3 separate regions of the Homo sapiens genome follow, and regions 1 and 2 are each linked to region 3. A link is a loop called in an ENCODE intact Hi-C map of the cell type or tissue named here. Cell type or tissue: CD4-positive, alpha-beta T cell. All regions are shown on one strand.

Region 1 (8,000 bases), 52 kb before region 3:
GCAGATGTTCCTTGTGTGATTGATGTACCGTGTGCTGTTCGGCTTTGCCTGGGCTTGTCCACGTGTCCTCCAAAAATGTAAACAGAGGCGCTGCAACTGTGCCTCAAAGTGGCAGGCAGGGCGGCAAGTCGGTAACAAAACCAAACAAATGCAGGAAATGTTGCTCCTTCCTGCAGTATGTGCAGGAGGGTGGCTCTCTCATGATACAGTTCTAGCTGTAGTATCTGAACAAGGTGGGTTCTATGGTGTAAAAAGTCACTTGTTAAGTGCTGTGACAATTTGTCAATCTGTGTTACTTCACACTGAAAAAATTCCCAGCAATGTCATTTCTGCCAGTATCACGGGAAATAGTTATGTAGTTAAAGTTTTAAAAGCTAAGTTCACTGCATATTGTTTATAATAGTTCAAAAGTGGGATGGAATTAAATGTGTAACAAGAATTTGGTTAAAAAAATCATGATATGTGTCTGTTTATATCTCTTCCAGATATATCTATTTTTACCATTTAAAATGAGGGTGTAAAACAGTGGCCTTAAAAATTTTTGATTGTGGGCACCCTTGGGGAGCTCAATAAAAGCTGTGAACCATCTCCCTAGAAAAATCTCCATATGCTCAACATTTTCATGTAATATAAAGAGATTTAAACAGGAACCTGTCTATCACTCAAAGGTTAAGAACTCCTAGTATTAAGAATTTAGTAGAAATAATATTTAATAATTTAGATATATGGAGTAGTGGAACAAGCAAGTTATAAAAGTATGATTCAGCCAGGTGCAATGGTTCATACCTGTAATCCCAGCACTTTGGTTGGCCAAGGCGAGAGGATCACTTGAGCCCAGGAGTTTGATAACAGCCTGGGCAGACTCTGTCTCTACTAAAAAAAAAGAACTAGGTGTGGTGGCAGCATGCACCTGTAGTCCCACATACTCTGGAGGCTGAAGTGGGAGGATTGCTTGAGCCCAGAAGTTCAAGGCTGCAGGAAGCCACTGCACTCCAGTCTGAGAAACAGAGCCAGCCCCGTGCCTCAAAAAAAATAAATAAATAAAAATAAAAAAAAGACTATGATCACATTTTTGTAAAAATAACCCCACCATATATAGTTAAAAAAAAGGGGTGGGGGCTTTGAAAAGCTGAACATTTAGATGCTAATGATGGCTTCTCTGGGGATGATAAGTTTTCTCTGCAAGTCTTCTTTTCTCTTTCCCTTCCTCCCTCCCTCCTTTCTTCTTCTCTTTCTTCATTCATGTCTCCCTCTCTCCCTTCTTCTCCTTGTTTTCCCTTATTTGTATCTTCTAACTTTTCTACAATTAAACAAAAACTACCTTTATGAAAAGAAATATGTCATGTAAGTTTGTTTTAATTAAACAAAAATGCTGTAATCAGCTTTGGCAAGTATGTTAGAACATCTGGGGACATTTCCAGCACCCCTCTTCATTCACCGCATGGTGAAACACTAGGAAGAAGTCACATTAGAATGAAGGGACACTATTTCTGAGTGAGACATGGTTAGGGCCATATAAAAAGAAAGCAGTTAGATAGATATATTTTCAACATAAAATACAGATAAAACATATTTAAAAGAGTCAAAATGAATCAAAATAAATACGTGCCCAAACCATATGTGGTGACCAAAAAGGGCCAGCTACATGTAAACTTTAGCTTGACATCAAGAACATTTCTATTCTTGGAACGTCCTTTGGTGATACCTATGGCAAGTCAACATCTTAAGGGGTTATGAATCCAATATTCCTATTTCTTTCACCTTAGAAGGGAGAAGTTGTTCCATCTTTGCAGACCTTGTTCTCTCAGTTTGAAGGTGAAGTTTGCATTTCATCTGTTTCTTGGCAACTATCTTTAAGAAAACAAAAGTTAAGTTTTGGACTGCAAGTATATCTGCTTGGCATTCATGCTCTCTTTCTTGAGTAACAGGCCCCCCTTATCTTCTTCGGGTCACTCCCTTCTCCCTTTTTCAATTCTGTGGGTTTAGTGTGGCTGGCATCACCCTCCAGCTCCAGGTTGAGCACACGACTCAAGCTTGGTCAGTTTGAGTTCTCCCTCTCTCTCTTCCTCTCTATCTCTCTGCCACAGTGATTGGTCAGAGATGGAAGGGCATATGATCCAATAAATGAGGTATAGAGAGCGAGCTTTTGATAGGGCCAAGGTTTCTCAGGTGGGAAAATATAAGTGTAGAATTGTTCTGAAAAAAGGCTGCAGAAGAATGAAGGCAAAACAGCAAAACAAAGGCACAAGATGGAAGAAGGTGGGGAAAAAGATTCGGGTGAGCATCAAGACCTGGGGCTTCATTTCAGTGCCCAGGTCCATATGTGCCTGAATCTAACTTGCCGTTGAAGTTTTCAATCATGTGGGGCAACAATTTTCCTTTTATGTTTAGGTCAGTTTGACTGAGATCGGTTTTACTTACAATCAATTGAGTCCTGATTAATATACTGATTTAGTAATAATAATAATACTTACTGAGTATGTCTTAAGTGACAAAACTTGTATACAACCTTTATATGCATTCTCTTATTTAATTATCACAATAGTTCTTTTTAAGAAAGGAAACAGGTTCAGAAAGGTTAATTCACTTTCATAAGATCCCTTGATGAGTAGAAGTAGACCCAGATGAAAACCAGATATGTCTGATTCTAAAATTCTATGCTCAACCAGCTATCAACTAAGCAGTGATACTTGATAGAAGTTAGGCCTGACAGCTCCTGGATTGCACATCTTAAGCCTTCATTTTTAACTGCAGTTTACAAAGGGACTCACTGAGGATGAGAAATGAGTATTTACTAAGCATGGCTATTTTTAGGCATTAAACTTACTTCATTTCCTTGTTAGTGCCTCCTTTCATTATTATTATTTTTTGCTTTCCGAGACTAGACAATGTTTAACAGAAGAATCCCAACCAGCTTCTGTGCCTTCATTCAGTTTGGTGGAAACCAATTTACCTGATGCAAACTAATTTAATCTATAACTGCTTGGGGGCTCACTTCAGCTGTAAACAAGTAGACCTGGAGATTAAGCATGGTTCCTTTAAGAATCAAGGAAGAACTAATGCACACTCCCACCAACAGTGTAAAAGCATTCCTATTTCTCCACATCTTCTCCAGCATCTGTTGTTTCCTGATTTTTTAATGATCACCATTATAACTGGCGTGAAATGGTATCTAATTGTGGTTTTGATTTACATTTCTCTAATGACCAGTGATGATGAGCTTTTTTTCATAGGTTTATTGGCCACATAAATGTCCTCCTTTGAGATGTGTCTGTTCATATCCTTCGCCTGCTTTTTGATGGGGTTGTTTGTTTTTCTCTTGTAAATCTGTTTAAATTCCTTGTAGATTTTGGATATTAGCTCTTTGTCAGATGGATAGATTGCAAAAATTTTCTCCCATTCTGTAGGGTGCCTGTTCAACCATTGTGGAAGACAGTATGATGATTCCTCAAGGACCTAGAACCAGAAATACCATTTGACACAGCTATCCCATTACTGGGTATATACCCAAAGGATTATAAATCATTCTACTATAAAGACACATGCACACGTATGTTTATTGCAGCACTATTCACAATAGCAAAGACTTGGAACCAACCCAAATGCCCATCAATGATAGACTGGATAAAGAAAATGTGGCACATATACACCATGGAATACTATGTAGCCACAAAAAGGATGAGTTCATGTCCTTTGCAGGGACATGGATGAAGCTGGAAACCATCATTCTCAGCCAACTAATACAGGAACAGAAAACCAAACACTGCATGTTCTCACTCATAATTGGGAGTTGAACAATGAGAACACATGGACACAGGGAGGGGAACATCACACACTGGGGCCTGACATTGGGTGGGGGTTCCAGGGGAGGGATAGCATTAGGAGAAATACCTAATGTAGATGGCAGGTTGATGGGTGCAACAAACCACCACGGCACTTGTATACCTATGTAACAAACCTGCACATTCTGCACAGGTATCCCAGAACTTAAAATACAATAATAAAAAAAAAGAATATAGGAAGAGTGCCAGGGTTACTTTGGCACTCTTCCTATATTGGTATGTTGTTATCAACCCAGAGTGAGCTTTCTTTTCATTAATAAGGTGAAAATAAAGAGGTGTATCAGTTCTGCACTGCTCCTTTCTCAGGCAGGGTTTTCTTAACTCTTCATAGAACAGAAACGTTCTCTCTTGAAGATTGAAGACAAAGGTAAACACTTGCCTGGGAAATATGGTTTTTGACTCTAGCTTTGAGGTTCATGCTGTACTCAGAACATCCTGTTCTTCTCAACTGACTGTGATGTGGTAGATAGCAGTCCCTCCCGGGCTGTTAACAGCTGAGCTCATTTTTCATAGATGCTGCTCAGTGAGGCTGAGGAAATGGGCCACTGCTGCTTCCTCCTTTGTCACTCTTACCATTAAGGATGGGTACTCCCGGTTTCTTTGAGAAGGCACTTGCCATCTTCTCTTAAATTAGATCTTTAATTCCTTTGAGATATTTGGCAAACTTAGATAGTACTGGAAGCTTAGTGAGTGGAAAAGAAATCTCAAAAAATCATTTGTTTAGCATAGGAGAAAGCTACTCTGTTGAACCCTGCTGTGATAGAGTTAGGAAACGAAGAGTGGCTTCTGGGAAAAGGTGTAATAAAGCCTGATACTGAGAAAAGACAGCATTAGTAAAGTCATCCAGCTTTTTAGGAACTGGAATTTCTGACTTCTCAATGACCCCTTCAGTAAGAGCTGGAGAAGTGGCTTTTTGTGCAACAGATATGTTAACTTCCGAATAAACCTGTGTTTAGTAATCACATCTATCACAAACACACAAATGTAATAAGAAAAAAAGTTTCATTTCTGTGGTCAGGAACCTGATGCAAAATTATTCCATTGCATTTGGAGATTATAAAGGCATAAGTGGAATAGGGGTGGCTTCTGCTGGTCACCAGCAAAGGAAGCTGTTTCCCTTCTGCCTCCTCTGCTGTGTTGCAAAGTGTCTGCTTTGTCATCCAGGAGATGGACAACAGTGGTGTCTGTTTTTTGGATGGCATTTGTTAGAGAGCATAAGGTATGTCCTGTGACTCTGCTTCTCACTGGGCAGTTCCAAAACTTGCCTTAGCATTGGAATAATGAAACTGCTTTAATAAGAACAGTGAGATCCTTTGTCAAACCCAGACCGGTTGAAAAGAAACACATAAGAATAAGGCCTGTCCATCTATAATTTTACACAGGTTATTCATACTATAATTAACCAGGGAGTCACTACTCTTGTCTTGCCTCATTGGGCTGGATAAATTAATCAATCAAATTAGCAACTTTTGCCACGCATTCATTAGGATGTGTAGACATGACTCCAGGGCAGGCCAGTCTTCAACTAGGAGCAGTGGGTAGGGAATGGAAGGTGACAATTAGAAGGATATGCCAAGGCTGAGCCAATGTAAGGAGCATTGAGGCATCATATAGGAAAGCCCAATATAAGATGAAAAGGATTCCTGGGATGTTCGTCTGCATGGATTTTAAAGACTGGGTTGTTAAAAGAACAGAGAGTGGCAAAGCCCACTTTGCTTCATTCAAGTTAATCAACATATCTCATTTCCATCTGGCCATAATGCTCACCATTTTTATGGTAATCATCATGGTCAGCAATCAGAGATGTGTGTTAAAACCCCATTCCTTCCAAACAGAGATGTGAAACAGAGGAAATCTAAGTCAGATATTTCAATGCAACATGTATGTAGGTGGTAGTGTAGTCTCCCTTTTACACCTAAGAGAGCACATCACATGCCCATTGACTCATTCCGTTATTTAATTAACCATCATTTATGGTTGAGCAGAACCAGTACTAATCAGGCATGGTGCCACATAGTGGGGAACAAATGAACATCTATTTTGCCCTCTAGATAGTCACAGATCCATGGATACATAAGAAAAGATGGAAGAAAGAAAAGGGCCGGCTCTCACTGGGGAGGAGAAGAAGGTGTGCTAGAGAAGGTGATGCCTGAACAAGGTGTTTAAGAATAAAACAGAGATTCCCCTGGGAAATGAGCACAGTCTTCTTAGACAGAGGCAATAGCTTGGACAAAGGCACAAAGTGGCCTGGTGGGCCTGAAGAAGTCTGTGTAATTTGCTATGACAGTGTGAGAGGGAAAAGTGGTGGGATGTGATCTGCTGATTTGGCAGCATCCAAATCATGCAGGGTCTTGAATGTTTCTGCTTCTGTTCTAAGGTAAAGAACTTGGCACAATCCAAAGACCTGAGCTCATAAACACACAGCAGAGGAGAACAGAGGCTACTCAGTTAAAGACACAGAGGAGTATCAACTAATTCTTGCGTTCATTTTGCACACACCTTGAGATTGGGTTTGTAGGAGTCTACCTCTCAGAGAAACTGGGTATTATAATAATACAGCAACTCATAACTTTTAGAGAACTGCTATATATTTTTCCTTGACTGCAGAATATGTTTTGAAAAAATGAATACCATTTCTAGCTTTAACTTTAAGATGCCTTAATTTGAGAGACCATTAGTCATGAAGGTGTTTCCATAGCAAATGTGTGTGGGATGTCCTAGCTTTGTTGGCAATGGTTCAAGGGAACTTATATCATTAAATTGGGATGAGGCCTGGCATGATGGTTAGAAAATTCATGGCACTGTTCCCATAGCACACGAGGCCTCCATTTAAGGGCAAGATAAAGGAAAGGCAAAGACCAAGAGGAGAAATGCTGGAATGAAAACAAGTAAAAAACGGAAGATAAAAATGGAAATCACAGTTCAGTGTGAATAATAGGAATGCAAATGGTACTACTAAAATAGGAAGGAACATTACTTTTCAAAAAGGCAAAGCAAAGGAAAATTGTAGTAGCAAAAGCATTTTGCATGGTAAAATTGTACACTGTGTATGCCTGTAAGAAGCAAAGCCACCTACTCTAATTTTTCCCAGCTCGATGCTGTGAATTTGGTGAGTCATTTTATGAAGGTTTACTATAAAGCCCCAATCTGCATATTTTTAAAAATAATACTCTTGGATTAAATCTTCTTTTTCCCAGCAGCTGCCTACTAATGGTCCCATTTTATAGACAAAATTTTTCACCTGGGCTAGTAAGTAACACACTTTTAAAAAAAAAAATCAGTAAGTTTATGGAATAACCCCTAGGGCTTACTGCTAAGTAAGAAAAAGTCATGGTGAAAAAAAATGTGTCCACCATGCTACTATTTAACTAGGAATCTGAATACAAATTTGCTTATGCTAAAAGCAATTGCAGGAAACGATTATTTATGGAGGAGGGTGGAAACCAGGTGGTGGGGGACAGGATTCACAGCTAGATATGTCTGAATCTATTTTGTTTTTGTTTTGAATTCAAAAGCATATAAATGTTTAACACGACTATAAAAAATAATCATGAAACAAAGCAATCTCTGAAATTTGAAAGCGAAATGACATGAATGAACCTAAGTCTCAAATTAGTGGCATACTCACAGAGAGGAATGATTTCAAATGATACAGTATGTAGATATCTCCTAAGAAAAAGAATTGTGAAACAATTTTACATTGTTTTTTAAAATTATTATTGATGATAGTGTTGTTACTGTTTACATCTGCCTGCCTGCCTTCCTGCTTTCCTTCTTTCCTTCCTTTCTTCCCTCCCTCCCTCTCTTTCTCTTTTCTCTCTCTCTCTTTCTCTCTCTCTGTCTCTCTCTCTCGTTCTTCTTGAGACTGTTGTGTGCATTATGGGATAAAGCAAGTGAAATTATGTTGGTATCAGGAACTAGGATTTTTGGTATGGAAGAAAGGTAATTTAGATTTAAGAGAAAAAACGTTTAAGTAAAAACCTTGTAGTCTTGGCCAGCTGTGGTGGCTCACACCTATAATCCCAACACTTTGGGAGGCCAAGGTGGGAGGATTGCTTGAGCCCAGGAGTTTGGGACTAGCCTAGGCAACACAGCAAGACCCCATTTCTACAAAAGAGATTTTTTTTTTAAATGGCTGGGCATGGTAGTGCATGCCTG
Region 2 (8,000 bases), 77 kb before region 3:
TCGAAAAAGCCAGGTGGAATGTTCCAGGTCGCCCCCCCCCCACAAAAAGCAGCACTGTTACTTGCTCTGACTTCCATGTTCTCACCCAGTGACCTTTATGGCCTGGGACCCCCTCCCTCTCATTTTGCTTCCCACTGCAAGAGAAGAGGAGCCAGCAGATGCAGGGATATGGCTGAGCTGTGAATCAGGACACTGTACGCTGGTCTGTCTCCACTCCTGATGATCCCTGTGACTTTAGACAGTGATTCTCACCCGGGGCGATTTTGCCTTGGCCATTTCTGAAAACACTAGGTTGTCACACCAGAAGGGCTGCTAGTGTCATCCACTTGGTAGAAGCCAGGGATGCTGCTAAACATCCTACAGTACACAGGACGGCTCCCCACCTTGAAGGGTTATACACCACCAAACTATCAATAGCACTGAGGTTAAGATACTGCTTTATACAAACCATTCATTTTCTTCAGGCTTTAATGCCCTCACTTTGAAATGGGAACATTTGGGTTGGCTCAGTGGTTTTCAATCTTAAACATGCTTTAGAATCTCCTGGGATGCTTGTTTAAAAAAATGCAGGTTACAGCCAGGCACGGTGGCTCACGCCTGTAGTCCCAGCACTTTGGGAGGCTGAGGTGGGTGGATCACTTGAGGTCAGTAATTCGAGACCTGCCTGGCCAACATGGTGAAATCCCGTTATCTGCTAAACATACAAATATAAGCCAGGCATGGTGGCACACACCTGTAATCCCAGCTACTAGGGAGGCTGAGGCAGTAGGATCACTTGAATCCAGGAGGTGAAGGTTGCAGTGAGCCGAGATCATGCCACTGAACTCCAGCCTGGGTGACAAAGTGAGGCTCCGTCTCAAAAAAAAAAAAAAGATTACTGACCCCATCTTTAGGGATTCCATAGATGGGAGGCAGAGTCCACACACCTTGAGAAATGCTACATACACTGATGGTTTCTAACTTCCTTCTCAGCCCTCTCATTTTCTAATTCTGAAAATGCTGATGGGTAAGAAATGTACTTAGAGTTCCTGCCTGAACACAGTATGAATATAGAAACAGGAAATGATAATCCTCCTTAGGCTCTCTCACACACCTATACCTCCACTCTCCTGGGCCCACACAGAGTGGCCAAGGGTTCATGTGCTGAGACTGGAGGCCAGTTCTTTTTGACCTTCCTTTGAAGCCTATGAGCCCACTGACACCTTGTATGAATAATTCTGTAGACACCAGTTATTCTGGAATACCTCACGTGATAGAACAGTGGGACACAACTGACACTCTTTTAAATTCAAGTCTCAGCTCTCCAAGCATCTTCATTTCAGCAGAGGTACTTTGTAATGCAAAGCCATCAGCTGGCATTTTCAGGTTTGGATTGGCTGGTTTACAGACATTATCAAATAAGGCATAGACATGTTTGATTGTTTGTTATTTATGGGATTTGGAAAGGAAAAGAAGGAATCTTTTTGAACTGTATGTCATTTTTAGGGAAGGGCAAGGTTGGGTGTATTGTTACTGCCAGCAAAAGCATGACTCCTTGTGTACTAATAGCCACTGAATTGAACATATTCTATGTGTCAGATGAGGTGCTTATATAGAATCACTTAAATTTCATAGAGACCTGCAAGAAATAAATTAATTTTTCATTTTCCAGATGAAAAGACTAAGGTTCAGAGAGATTTAGTAACTTGCTCAAGATCATATTATTAATAAGTGTCAGAGTCTACTTATTAACGCAGGTCTGTTTGATTCCAAAGCTCATCCTCTTGTAAATATGTTTAAGTTCCTTATAAATTCTGGATATTAGCCCTTTGTCAGATGGATAGATTGCAAAAATTTCCTCCCATTCTGTAGGTTGCCCGTTCACTCTGATGATAATTTCTTTTGCTGTGCAGAAGCTCTTTAGTTTAATTAGATCCCGTTTTTCAGTTTTGGCTTTCGTTGCAATTGCTTTTGGCGTTCTTGTCATGAAGTCTTTGCCCATGCCTATGTCCTGAATGGTATTGCCTAGGTTTTCTTCTAGAGTTTTTATAGTTTTGGGTTTTACATCCAATCTTTAATCCATCTTGAATTAATTTTTGTGTAAGGTATAAGGAAGGGGTCCAGTTTCAATTTTTTGCATGTGACTAGCCAGTTTTCCCAGCACTATTTACTGAATAGGAGACCATTTCCCCATTGCTTGTTTTTGTCAGGTTTGTTGAAGATCAGATGGTTGCAGATGTTTGGTGTTATTTCTGAGGTCTCTGTTCTGCTCCATTGGTCTATATGTCTGTTTTGGTACCAGTACCATGCTGTTTTGGTTACTGTAGCCTTGTAGTATAGTTTGAAGTAAGGTAGCATGATGCCTCCAGCTTTGTTTTTTTGCTTAGGATTGTCTTGGCTATGTGGGATCTTCTCTAATTCCATATGAAATTTAAAATAGTTTTTTTCTAATTCTGTGAAGAATGTCAGTGGTAGTTTGATGAGAATAGCATTGAATCTATAAATTACTTCAGGTAATATGGCCAGCCACCCCATGTAAAAGTGGGCAAAGGATATTAACAGACACTTCTCATAAGAAGACATTTACACGGCCAACAAACATATGAGAAAAAGCTCGACATCACTGATCATTTTGAAATCCAAATCAAAACCACAATGAGACACCATCTGATTGCAAGTTAGAATGGTGATTTTTAAGAAGTCAGGAAACAATAGATGTTGGCAAGGCTGTGGAGAAATAGGAACACTTTACACTGTTTGTGGGAATGTAAATTAATTCAACCATTGTGGAAGACAGTATGGCGATTTCTCAAGGATCTAGAACCAGAAATACCATTTGACCCAGCAATCCCATTACTGGGTTTATACCCAAAAGAATATAAATCATTCTACTGTAAAGACACATGCACACATATGTTTATTGCAGCACTATTTAAAATAGCAAAGACATGGAACCCACCAAAATGCCCATCAATGACAGACTGGATAAAGAAAATGTGGTTCATGTACACCATGGAATACTATGCAGCCATAAAAAGGAATGAGATCATGTTCTTTGCAGGACATGGATGAAGCTGGAAGCCGTCAACCTCAGCAAACCAACACAGGAACAGAAAACCAAATACTGCATGTTCTCACTCATAAGTGGGAGCTGAATGATGAGAACACATGGACACAGAGAAAGGAACAACACACACCAGGGTCTGTTGAGGGATGAAGGATGAGGGGCGGGAACTTAGAGGACGGGTCAATAGGTGCAGCAAACCACTATGGCACATGTATACCTGTGTAACAAACTTGCAAGTTCTGCACATGTATCCCTTTTTTTTTTAAGAAATAAACAACAACAAAAAAAACTAGTTCAGAAAAAAAAAAGTTCATCCTCTGTCATTATTTCTAAATTGCTCCTGTGAGGATTGGAGTTGACCCTGGAAGGGCAGAGACAGGGAAAGTAGAGGTCATAAGACATAAACAGCTTCACATGTGGCCTGTCCCGGAAGCATCTCTGTGTGTATGTTCCTGGGCTAGATTTTTGCTTGGAGCTTATTTGGCTATTTCGGGGTAAGATGAAATGTTTATTTATTTAATCATTCCTTAAATATCCAAACTTCTTTCCCAATATTAGTATCTTCTAAGAAAGGAGAATATTAAAAATTTTTATACAGATGGATTTATTTTTCTAAGACCTCTCATCAGAATTACTGAGTTAGACTCTCTGGGTCTAGATTTTTTGATGTTTTATTTTGTTTTTGGTCTATCATATTCAAAACTTCCACGAACAGGGTCATTATTCTTTCTTTCAGTTAAGATATTTTCTGTAGAAGGCTTCAGTCTAAATGTAAACATGTTACCTGGAAGTGGTGGCAGAGTGAGTCACCGCCTCTGTCAATATTCTGGTGTAGGCAGGTATCAGATCATGTCTTGTGAGAAAGAAACCCATAATAGGCGTAGAATGATGTAAAGATACGTTTAGGAGAACTCCACCCATTTTACCCTACACTTGGTGAAGAGACAGAATCTAGGTGGGTCCTTCAGTGGGACTTCATTACTTCAGTACTCTGGGTACTGAGAAAATGGGGATTGGATTTTGGAAATAAATAAATACTAAATAAGTTGAGTAGGAGGGGATGCTGATGGTGAATTTCTTTTATTAAAATAGGTTGATGGCAAGGTCATTACAATGTTTTAAAGGGATTTAATACTAAAAATTAAAGTTTTATCTTTAACTTATTAGATGCACTTTTTAAAAGAAATGAAAATCATAGCCTTTAATATGCTTTTGCCACTGAAAGGATAATAGCAAACTTCGCATGCTTTCTCATCAGCTTGATCTTCCTTTTTGCAAATAAGCATATATTCACTGTTGGCTATAACATACTTTTTAGTTAAAACAGTTAATGCTGAGGCTTTTGTTATTTTCTTTCTTGTATTTAGAATCTTTAAACTGACGGTTCTTTCCTTTCTGCTTTATGTTCATATCTCTGTAATAGCACTTACCACATCTTTTTGCAATTTATCTGCTGTGCATTTGCTTCAAAATATGGTGAGGAATTTCTCAGGAACAGAAACTGGGTACCATTTATTTTTGTATACCCACTGAATGGAGTGAAGAAAGCATTCAACAAATGGATCACTTGACCAAATGAATGCATTTATTTTCCAGTATAAGCCACGCCTTGCTTTGATAGGGTCTTGTTGGCCACAAACTTATTAGAAACACAGATCAAAATATTTCCTGTCTGTATATGAAGGTAATGCCATTGATCTGCTGTTAGTATGGAATGACAACACAGAGTGGGGTGACTTACCAGAAACAGTCATGGATTAGTAGAGATTAAGCTACACATCTAATCCAGGTTTCTTATAGTCACATGCATTTCTGACCATATATTTTACTATTTTAGGACTGGATCTTTAATTTTTCATTTCCTTATTTATTTTGAATATAAAGACAAAACACGTTTAATGTAGAAAGATAGAAAATAAAGACATCTATCAGTCAGAGTTCTTTGGCTATAAGTAACAGAAACCAATTAAGAGCTAATTTAGTCAAAAAAGAAAATTCATGTATTTACTTTTTAGATAAATGGTCTTGCTCTGTCACCCAGTGCAGTGGCACAGTCACAGCTCCCTATAACCTTTAACTCCTGGTCACAAGCTATCCTCCCATCTCTGCCTCATGAATAGCTAGGACTGACTACAGGTGTGTACCACCACACCCGGCTAATTTAAAAAAAAAAAATCTTTTTCGTAGAGATGGAGTCTCGCTATGTTGACCAGGCTGTTCTCAAACTCCTGGCCTCAAGCAATTCTCCCACCTCAGCCTCCCAAAGTGTTAGGATTACAGACATGAGCCACTGTGTCCAGCTCAAAAAAGAAAATATATTAAAAGGATGTAAGAGTGTTTCCCATCCAGAACGAGCAGGAGACCGGAGAGTCAGTTTAGAAATAGGACAAAAAGAAGGGCAGCTCTAGGCATCAATGTAGTAAAAACTTGACTGCCTAGTTCAGGTGCAATAGAATTGAATGAAATATATCATTTTTGTGTGTGTGTCCCAGTGTAGCTCAGCTAAAAAGTCTTATTAGCTCATGTTAGGATGCAGCAAGCTCTTTGGCTTATACTGCACTAATAAGCAAAAAGATCTGGCTAAGGAACTGCCAGAGATCCTTTTCAACTTCCCTTACGGGGAGCAAAGAACCTCAATTATTATCATCAAGATCCATAAGTGAGGAAGAAGTGATTCTCTAAAAGGAAATTGGGGGCATTAGTAGAGAGCAGAAATGAGCTGGTAGAGGGAAAAAGGCAATTATTTAAACTATAATTATGATATCACATAATGATAACATTAAGTGTTTTTTGTTTTCTTTCCAGACTTTATTCTAATCATAAGAACCAGATTAGGATTTTAATATACATAGTTTTATGTCTCACTTAAAAAATTTCAATATATGTCATGAGCATTTTTCCTATTAAACATACATCAAAATTATCCTTTCTATTAGCAGTGTAAAATTTCATCTTTTGGCATTTCATCATACATGTAACTACTCTCTAGAAAGATATTTTGGCTATTGTCAACTTTCTACTCTTGTAACACAAAGACATGGTAACATGGTGGAACAAAATGGGCTTTGGTGACTGGGAGAATTGTATTTAAATTCCAGCTTTACCATTCCCCAGTTAAGTGCTCTTAGGTGAAATGTCTAACTGCTAAGTCTCAGTTTTCTTATTATAAAATGGGGGTACTAACTCAGACTTTACGGAGTTGGACATGCTGAGTTTGAAGTGATTATGGGATATCTGAGTATATACAGATTTGGGCAAGAGTTCTAGACTGGAGGTAGAGCTTTTTAAAAAATCTGATTTTAGGGGACATTTGAAGTCCTAAGAGAGGATGAAATCAGGTAGGAAGAGAGAGTAAAGACAGAAGGGCCATGAACCATGGATTCAAAGTGACCCGAGCCATAGGACAATGAATAAATGGTAGAGGACTGAAAGGGGAATCATGAAAATTGTATGACGAAGTCAAGGTTGTTGCCTTAAGAAGAGAACAGAGAGGGAATAGTCAGAGAGGTACAAATAGGAAGAAGAAATGGTAAGGGGTCAAGATAGGAGGAAGAAGAGACACCATCTGATACAACAGTGGGGTACAGTAATGCAAGGGCTGAAAATGGCCATTTGATTTGGCATTTAAGAGGACTTTTGTTTCCTCAACTGGAACAGTTTCCCCAGGGTGGAGGGTCAGAAGCTAGAGAAGAACATACTCTAATTGTAGAGTATGCTTTTGAAAAGTTTATATAAACAAGGGAGAAGAAAGGATGGAGAGAATTTAGAGATGATTAAAGAAAATTTTTATTTTTGAATGATGTAAGAGATTTCAACAAAGTTTTAGGCTGGGTGGTGGGAGGGGGTGAATAAGAAGACAGTGAAGAGGAAGAGATTACAGACGTGAGAAAGAGGGAGGAATTCACTCATTTGTTCATTTCTCCATTCGTTTATTTATTCTACAAAGTAGAAGAAAGTGCTTACCGTTCATTAAGAACTGTTCTACACACTGTGTATATATAGTAATGATCGAGGCAAGTTGCGGTGCTACTTTTTTCTTTCTTTCTTTTTTTTTTCGGAAACAGGGTCTCACTTTGTCACCCACACTGGAGTGCAGTGGCACAATCTCGGCTCACTGCAGCCTCAACCTCCTGGGCTCGAGCAATCCTCCCACCTCAGACTCTTGAGTAGCTGAGACTAGAGGTGTGCACCACCATGCATGGCTAATTTTCATATTTTTGTGTAGAGATGGGGTTTCACTATGTTGCCCAGGCTGGTCTTGAACTTCTGAGCTCAAGCGATCCACCTGACTTGGTCTCCCAAAGTGCTAGGTTACAGGCGTGAGCCACCATGCCTGGCTGGGTGCTGCTTTCGTTGGAGGTTCTAGCAGGAGAAAACAAACAACAACCACAAAATAACAAAAACACGATCATGACACCATGAAGGTAACTGAGAAAAAAAAATGCGAAAAATAAAAAGTGTACACAGGGCATCAACGTAGATTCACAGTTTTGTAATGAATGGCTTCTTTAGATTGGATGTTCAAGGATGGCCTGCCTGAGGGGTCAATATTTACACTGAGGACTATATGACAAGACAGAGACAGTCATGCAAAGATCAGTAGGAAGAGACTCCAAGTGATGGGAGGCAATAGAGCAATGACTTGAAGATGAGCTTGGCATGCCTGGAGAGGGTAACAGATAAAGAAAAGAGTTGGAGATGTGATTGGAAAGGAAGGAAGCTGCCAGATCCTAAAGGATTTGTAGGCCATGGTTTATTCTGAATGGGATTAGAAACCATTAGAAGAAAGTAATATGATTACATTTATGTTTTAAAAGGAGCATTCTGGCTGTGGTAAGAAGATATAGTAGGGGGCAGGAGCAGAAGATGGGGGCCAGTTAAGAAGGTATCACTGCAGTCAAAACAAGCAATGATGTGGCTTGGAGTAGAGTGGAAATGATGAGAAATCAGGCCC
Region 3 (8,000 bases):
CCTTGTTTTGAAAGAAGCACAAAAGAGCCATGATCTGAGATCACAAAAGAAAATGAATGCTTTAGTCTTGGCTTTGCCATGTATGTTATCTTGAGCTTCAGAGTTATTCTTGGTAAACAAATATAACTATGACTGCCTGCCTGCCTTCCTTCAGAGATAGTATGAGAGTGAACAGATATAATAAATATAAAAATGTCCTGTAAACTCTTAAGTGGTACACAAATATAACTTCTTTTGAACATTGTACTATATTTTGTTTTCACATAATAGTATCTAGTACTTATTGAGAACTCATAACTCCCTTTATAAGTATAATAATAGCTAAGACATATACATTTTATAGTTTTCAGGTTGCTTTTATATAAATTATCTCTCCTTGATTCTTCAATGGTGCCCTGAAAAACATATTTTTATTTTCTCATTTTGCAGTTGCAGAACCTCTGTTGTCTTCTATGTGATGGGATTTATAAAGCTGAGGTAATGGGCAGGTTTTGCTAAGATAGGAGCCCCATCATGTTGGGGTTTTCTTTAACGGTCAAACTTGGTGAATAAATCAGATCTCTGTCTTTTATAATCTTGTTTAAACTCAATCTAGCATTGTAATTTTTAAATGGATCCCAATTCTTCTCATAACAGTTATTGTCTATGAGGTGTCATTATTTTCTCCCCCAAGATATATATTTTTTTAATTTTTACTTTTATTTTTGATACAGGCGATACATGTGGAGGTTTGTTACATGGGAATTTTGTGTGATGCTGAGTACCCAACAGGTAGTTTTTTACCCTTTTTTCCTTTTTTCCTACCCCCTCAGAAGTCCATGGTGTCTATTCTCATATTTGTGTTCATGTGTGCTCATTGTTTGGCTCCCGCTTGTAAGTGAGAACATGCAATATTCGGCTTTCTGTTTCTTCATTAATTTGCTTAGGATTATGGCCTCCAATTGCATCCATGTTGCAGCAAAGGGCACGATTTCATTTTTTTGGCTGCATAGTATTCCTTGGTGTATATGTACCACCTTTTATTTATTCAGTCTGCCATTGATGGGAACCTGGGTTGATTCCAAGTTTTTGCTATTGTGAATAGCACAGCAGTGAACATACAGTAATCAAAACAGCATGGTACTGGTACAAAAACAGACGTACGGACCAATAGAACAGAATAGAAAACTCAGAAATAAAGCCACACACCTATAACGATTTGTCTTCGACGAGACCAACAAAAACAATGGGGAAAGGACTCATTAATCAATAAATGGTTCTGGGGTATTGGCTAGCCCTATGCAGAAGATTGAAGCTGGACCCCTACCTTTTATCATGTAAAAAAATCAACTCAAAATGGATCAAAGATTTATACATAAGATCTCAAAATATAAAAATCCTAGAAGACAACTTAGGAAATACTCTTCTTGATATTGGCCTTGGCAAATAATTTTTGGCTAAGTTTTCAGAAGCAATTGCAACAAAAACAAAAATTGACAAGTGGGACTTAGTTAAACTAAAGAGCTTCTGCACAGCAAAAGAAACTATCGGCAGAGTAAACAGACAACCTATAGAGTGGGAGAAGATATTCACAAACTATGCATCTGAAAAAGGCCTAATACGTAGAATCTATAGGGAACTTAAATCAACAAGCAAAAAACAAATTAACCCCATTAAACAATGGGCAAATGATATGAACAGACATTTATCAAAAGAAGACATACAAGAACCCATGAATATATGAAAAAAGCTAATCATTACTCATCATCAGAGAAATGCAAATCAAACCACAATGAGGTACCATCTCACACCAGTCAGAATGCTATTATTAAAAAGTCAAAAAACAACAGATGCTGGCGAGGCTGCAGAGAAAAGGGATGCTCATACACTGTTGGTGGGAATGTAAGTTAGTTCAGCCATTATGGAAATCAGTTTGGAGTCTTCTCAAAGTGCTTAAAGCAGAGCTACCATTTGACCCAGCAATCCCATTACTGGTTTATAGCCAAAGAAAATAAATCATTCTATCAAAACATTTTTAAAATGAGAAAAAGATAATGGTTACTCTGAAATTGCATGTTGGCTTGGTATTTATATTCTTTTTTGTTTGTTTGTTTTGTTTTGTTTCCAGAGAGCCAGATTTTCATATAATTTATATTCTTAAGCAATCAGAATTTTTATTTGATGATGTTAATGGACTAAACATATAATTAAATTATTATCATCAGAGGCTTGAGCCAAGAAGTTTTATTTATAAGTATGCAGTTGCCTTGGCTGATGATATAGAGACTGGGCTTGGGCAATTTTTATCTGAAATATGTAAAATGGCCTAAGTATTTGGTGAATATTGTCTGGCCCCTGACCAGTGATTTAAATTTCATCCAACAGTCAAAATAAGTCTGCAAGCAGAACATTTCCTCTGTTCTACTTAATTTTAAGAGTTGTGCTTATTTTGAGCCTATCTTATAACTGCGCCAGTGGCAAAACATTTTGGTCGTGTGAAAGACAGTTGCTATTTTGACAATACTATAATAGCTGCCATTGATCAAGAGCTTACTACATGAGAGCCAGCATTCTAAGTGTCTTACTCCCTTAAGTCCTTTAATTCTCATAAGAGCCCATTGAGATGGGGTCTATTATTATTATTATCCCCATTTAACAGACAAGGGAACCGAGTCACAGAAACATCAAATAAATTGCTCAAAGTCACACAGCTAGTAAATGCCAGAGGTGGATTTAGCTCAGGTAATTTGAGTAGAAAATTTTATACTATATAGCACTATTTTACTTGTACTCTCAGCCTTTCTTTAAGTCAGATATCAAGAAAAATTATCTGTATTTGTCTTGCCATAGCAGTGCTGCATCATAAAAAATTGTATATTTTCACAAGTGGTCTAGGTACTATGACCTCCCTTACAGAAATCTAGTAATCTAATAATCAATCTCCAGTAAGCTATTTCCTTGTGTATTAGACATATCAAAGCATGTAAAAGAAATAGGAGAAGTAATTCCTTTTAATGGACCTGAAGATTTACAAGAGTAGATGATCTTTTGGGGAGGTTAAAAGGATAGAGTTGGTTCTATAAGGTCTTAAGTTCATATTGGAGAGGCAATTGATAGTGACCCTTGAATTTACTTCATTTTAAGCCATTATCATCCAGATTTTAGCTAGGTCTTTATCTCAGTTTGTTTTGTGCTATTTTAAAAGAATATTGGAGGTTGGGTAATTTATAAAGAACAGACATTTATTTCTCATACTTCTGGAGGCTGGCAAGTCTAAAATGATTAGGGTGCCAGCAGGTTGGATGTCTGATAAGGGTTCAGTCTTCATTTCCATGATAGTAATTTTTTTTTTTTTTTTTTTTTTTTTTTTTTTTTGAGACAGGGTCTCACTCTGTCACCCAGGCTGGAGTGCAGTGGTGTGATCTGGGCTTACTGCAGTCTTCACCTCCCAGGCTCAAGTGACTCTCCTGCCTCAGCCTCCTGAGTAACTGGGACAACACACAGATGCCACCATGTCTGGCTACTATTTGTTATTTTTTTGTAGAGACGGGGTTTCACCATGTTGGCCAGGCTGGTCTCGAACTCCTGAGCTCAAGTGATCCACATGCCTCAGCCTCCCAAAGTGCTGGGATTACAGGCGTGAGCCACTACACCCAGCCACCATGATGACGCTTTGAATGCTGCATCCTGTGTGTGTGCGTGTGCGCGTGCGTGTGTGTGTGCACATATGTGTGTGCGTCTGCCTGTGTGTGCGTGTGTGTATGTGTGTGTGGATGGGGGAGGAATGCTGTTCTTTGCACGGCAGAAGAGCAGAAGCGGATGAACCCACTCCTGAAAGCCATTTTTATTGCAGAATGAATTTATTCACTAGGGCAGAGCCCTCATGACATAAACAACTTCCATTATGCCCTACCTCCCAACACTGTTGCATTGGGGATTAAGTTTCCAACACGAGTTTTGGAGGGGACAAACATTCAAATCATAGCAGTCTGTCACTGCTTGAGACACATGTAGGCTTGCCTCTAATTCCAATTTTTCAACTTGAGAGAGCTGTAGACCCCTCTACCTATCTCCCAGGACTCATAATCTTACTGTCCTCATCTCATGGTAGATAAGTTGTCTCTGTTTGTCACCACATTCACTCAGATGTAGAACCCAATCCTTTCACACATTTGCACAAGAAATCTAATCTACATTGATTATGAATTAGATTATGTGCCACAAAAATTTATATGGTGAGGTCCTAACCCCTAGTATCTCAGAATGTGACCCTATTTGGAAATAGAGTTGTTGCAGATATAAATAGTTAAGATGAGGTCATACTGGGTTAATGTGGGCCTCTAAACCAGTATGACTGTTGCCTTTATACAAAGAGGAAATATGAACACAGACACAGGGAGAACGCCACGGGAAGATGAAGCAGAGATCAGTGATGTGTTTATACAGCAAGGAATATCAAAGATTGCAGGGAAGCCATCAGATGCTAAAAGACAGGCATGAAACACATCCTTCCTTCACCACCCTCAGAAAGACCCCACCCTGCCAACACTTTGATCTTGAACTTTTAACCTCCAGAACTGTGGCAATACATTTTTGTTGTTGAAGCCATTCAGTTTGTGGTACTTTGCTATGGCAGCCCTAACAAATAAATACAATGTCTAACTTTTCCCACGTTGGGTAGATTTTTTTTTTTTTTTTTTTTGAGACGGAGTCTCGCTCTGTCGCCCAGGCCGGACTGCGGACTGCAGTGGCGCAATCTCGGCTCACTGCAAGCTCCGCTTCCCGGGTTCACGCCATTCTCCTGCCTCAGCCTCCCGAGTAGCTGGGACTACAGGCGCCTGCCACCGCGCCCGGCTAATTTTTTGTATTTTTAGTAGAGACGGGGTTTCACCTTGTTAGCCAGGATGGTCTCGATCTCCTGACCTCATGATCCACCCGCCTCGGCCTCCCAAAGTGCTGGGATTACAGGCGTGAGCCACCGCGCCCGGCCAGATTTTACTGAAGACATTTGCGGGAAGGCATGTCACAGGGAGAAACACATCACACAGCCCACAGCACTCCCTCAGTTAAATTGCCCCACATCTCCCTTCACTCTCTCTTCTCATCTCCTCCATCCTGGATTAACCCCCAAATATTCATATTTAAATTTATCTCACTGTTTTTCCAGAGTAGCTTTTCTCTTCCATTGAAGTTGTGACTGCAACCAATACCCATGTCCTTGGGTTCTGCTTCTAGCACAGACATTAATCAAACAACACATCCGACACAGTCTATTCACTGAGAGAGATGCCTGTGCCAAATGTCACAGTAAAAACATTTTCTAGATGGCCTGCTCTCAGATCTTGGCTCTGCTATTTACTAGCCACATGAACTCAGGTAAGTTACTATACCTCTTGACAATCAGGATAATACAAAGGAAAATAAATTGTTCTACCAAAAAGACAGATGCACTTGTATGTTCATTGCAGCACTATTCACAATATCAAAGACATGGAATCAACCCAGTAGTCCATCAACTCTGGATTGAATAAAGAAAATGTGCTACATATTCACCACGGAATACTATGCAGCCATAAAAAAGAACAAAATCATGTCCTTTGCAGCAACATGGATACAGCTGGAGGCCATTATCATGAGAAAACTAATACAGAAACAGAAAATCAAATATCACATGTTCTCACTTACAAGTGAGAGTTAAAAACTGAATACGCATGAACATAAAGATAATAACAATAGACAATGGAGATTACTAGAAGGGAAGTAGAGGAGGGGTCCAAGGGTTGAAAAACTACTCTTTGGGCACTATGCTCCCTACCTGGGTGATGGAGATTCATTTGTACTCCAAACCTCAGCATCATGCAATATACCTTTCTAACAACTGACACATGTACCCCTGATTCTAAAAGAAAAGTTGTTGTTGTTGTTGTTTTTGTTGTTGTTTTGAGACAGAGTCTCATTCTGTGGCCCAGGCTGGAGTGCAGTGGTGTAATCTCGGCTCACTGCAACCTCTGCCTCCCAGGTTCAAGTGATTTCCCTGCCTCAGCCTCCTAAGTATCTGGGATTACAGGTGCCTGCCACCACAACTGGCTAATTTTTATATTTTTAGTAGAGATGGGGTTTCACCATGTTGGCCAGGCTAGTCTCGAACTCCTGACCTCAGGTGATCCACCCACCTTGGCTTCCCAAAGTGCTGCAATTACAAGCATGAGCCACCGCCCCTGGCCTTAAAATAAACGTTTTTTAAAAAGGAAATGACAGTACTCCATAGCACCCGTCTTATGTTCAATGCTCCCAAAAGCAGGCTCTGAGGACAGACCATTGTGTGTAGATGGCTCACTGGGGAAGCTTCTGAGGAATAGCGCTGTAACAGGGGGAGAGGAGCAGGATGGGGAAGAGATGCAGGTGCAACAGAGGCCTCAGCCCACCATGGAAGCTGGGGAGCTGGATGGCCCTTTAGAGAGCGGTCTCATAATAAGGCAAGGAAGCTGAGGCTTTGCCCTCTCTCACCCGCAACAACTAGGCATTGGAAGTGGACTACCCACAGTGAGGGCTCATAACCTTGAATGAGGCAGTTCCTTTGGCTGAAAGCAACTTCTGGAGAGCAACTCAGCTCTGAGTGGTCATTCGCCAACACTGTATTAAATAGCTGGGGAAATAAGGGTCTTGATCCTGTGGTCAGTTTTGGAGTGACACGTCACAGAATTTGCTACAGGATTATTGTGAGCATGAAATGAGTTAATATACAAAATATGCTTGGAACAGCACACGGCTTGTGGTAAGTACTGCGTACAAGAGAGCTGTCACTATACTCAAGATCTATGGTAGCAACACTAAGGTTTGTGTAGTTACATACACTTTAGAAAAGAATTTCGTATGGATTTTGATCCTTATAAAGGCTCTATAGATGAGTGGCGTAAGTAATCTACAATTCTTTATATGAAAAATTTAGGCTCAGAGCAGTAAATGACTTGTCCAATACCACCCAGTTAGTAGGGACTAGGTTTCCCCTGTTTTCAATTTTTCATCTTGTTCTACAACTAACTTTTCAAGTCACAAGTACCCATATGTAAGCTCAGCCTCATCACTCCTAATTTTAGGATGAATTGCTTAAGAATTTACAATGCTGTAGTTTAACAGCAAGATGAAGCATCAAGGATCTTGCACCTGCCTGCCTTGGCCCTATCTTGAGCCATATTAAAGTTACAAAGGTAGCTTATGAAAGTGAAGGCATTTCACCAGGGAAGGTTGACCAGCTGACAATGTTATAGCCCTTATGACATAGCCTTTACTTTAGCGGGTTCTGTTATATGTTGGCCCTCCACTTCTGATGCTGTGTTTTCTGAAAGTAGAGTAAATGTTCAGGGAAATAGCACACTAAACAAACAAACAGACTGGTGTTTAAGCAGAATCCTACTTTATTATTATTATGTAATGGCCTTTATTTTTTACAACAGTCTGATTTACAGAAAAATTAAAGATGGTACAGAGAATTCCCACATACTCCACACCCAGCTTCCCCTATTATTAACATCTTACTTTAGGGTGGCACATTTGTTACAATCAATGAACCAATACTGATACATTAACATTAATTAAAGTCCATACTTTATTCAGAGAATGCTACTTTAGTATGTTACCAAAATACTTGAATGCCTAGAGCCTCCCTATAGGCAAACTAATCAGGCATTTACCTGGTAAGCATAAATTAGATTAAAGAGAGTTGATTGATCTAAAGAAATACACCTCAACTAAAATAACTAGAGGCTCTTTTCTCCACTACAGGGGTACCAGCGAAGCCGCCCTAATGTTTTTGCCTGGTAACCAAATGCTTCTCTCCCCTGATTAGCACTGCACATGCACTGTTAGTCTTTGTCTCTGGGACTCTCATTTTTCTGTGTTCCATGGTTGACCAACTACCCTTTTAAGATTATCACATTAATAACTCTAATGAGTTTACAGGGAAGGTCTACTCTGGCCAGATGGTCATGTTGCCTGCTTGGGGAGATTTTGCATATTTCTGT

Evidence for each region. Peaks named below come from ENCODE experiments on the same cell type or tissue, not always from the same donor. Only the 100,000 strongest peaks of a DNase experiment are listed, where the experiment ranks them.
Region 1: a loop joins it to region 3, with 5 times the contacts of the local background. A loop is called at or near these places in 7 of 110 quality-filtered maps.
Region 2: it touches region 3 in a loop (9-fold over the local background); 2 of 110 quality-filtered maps call a loop at or near these places.

What each region holds. Positions count from the first base shown.
Region 1 is chr12:92,027,121-92,035,120 of GRCh38, reverse strand. The region is part of intron 1 of LINC01619 (long intergenic non-protein coding RNA 1619); the gene reads left to right. Among named protein-coding and RNA genes, the nearest start is that of LINC01619, 110 kb to the left of the region's middle. RefSeq lists enhancers at 1-130, 1-148. In CD4-positive, alpha-beta T cell, no CTCF peak of the experiment used is centred here; DNase peaks (open chromatin) are centred at 60 and 4,300; H3K4me3 peaks cover 1,194 bases; H3K27ac peaks cover 5,980 bases.
Region 2 is chr12:92,051,946-92,059,945 of GRCh38, reverse strand. All of the region lies in intron 1 of LINC01619 (long intergenic non-protein coding RNA 1619), which reads left to right. Among named protein-coding and RNA genes, the nearest start is that of LINC01619, 87 kb to the left of the region's middle. In CD4-positive, alpha-beta T cell, no CTCF peak of the experiment used is centred here; a DNase peak (open chromatin) is centred at 3,875; H3K27ac peaks cover 2,091 bases.
Region 3 is chr12:91,974,770-91,982,769 of GRCh38, reverse strand. No RefSeq gene overlaps it. Among named protein-coding and RNA genes, the nearest start is that of LINC02404, 100 kb to the right of the region's middle. In CD4-positive, alpha-beta T cell, no CTCF peak of the experiment used is centred here; a DNase peak (open chromatin) is centred at 4,529; H3K27ac peaks cover 1,434 bases.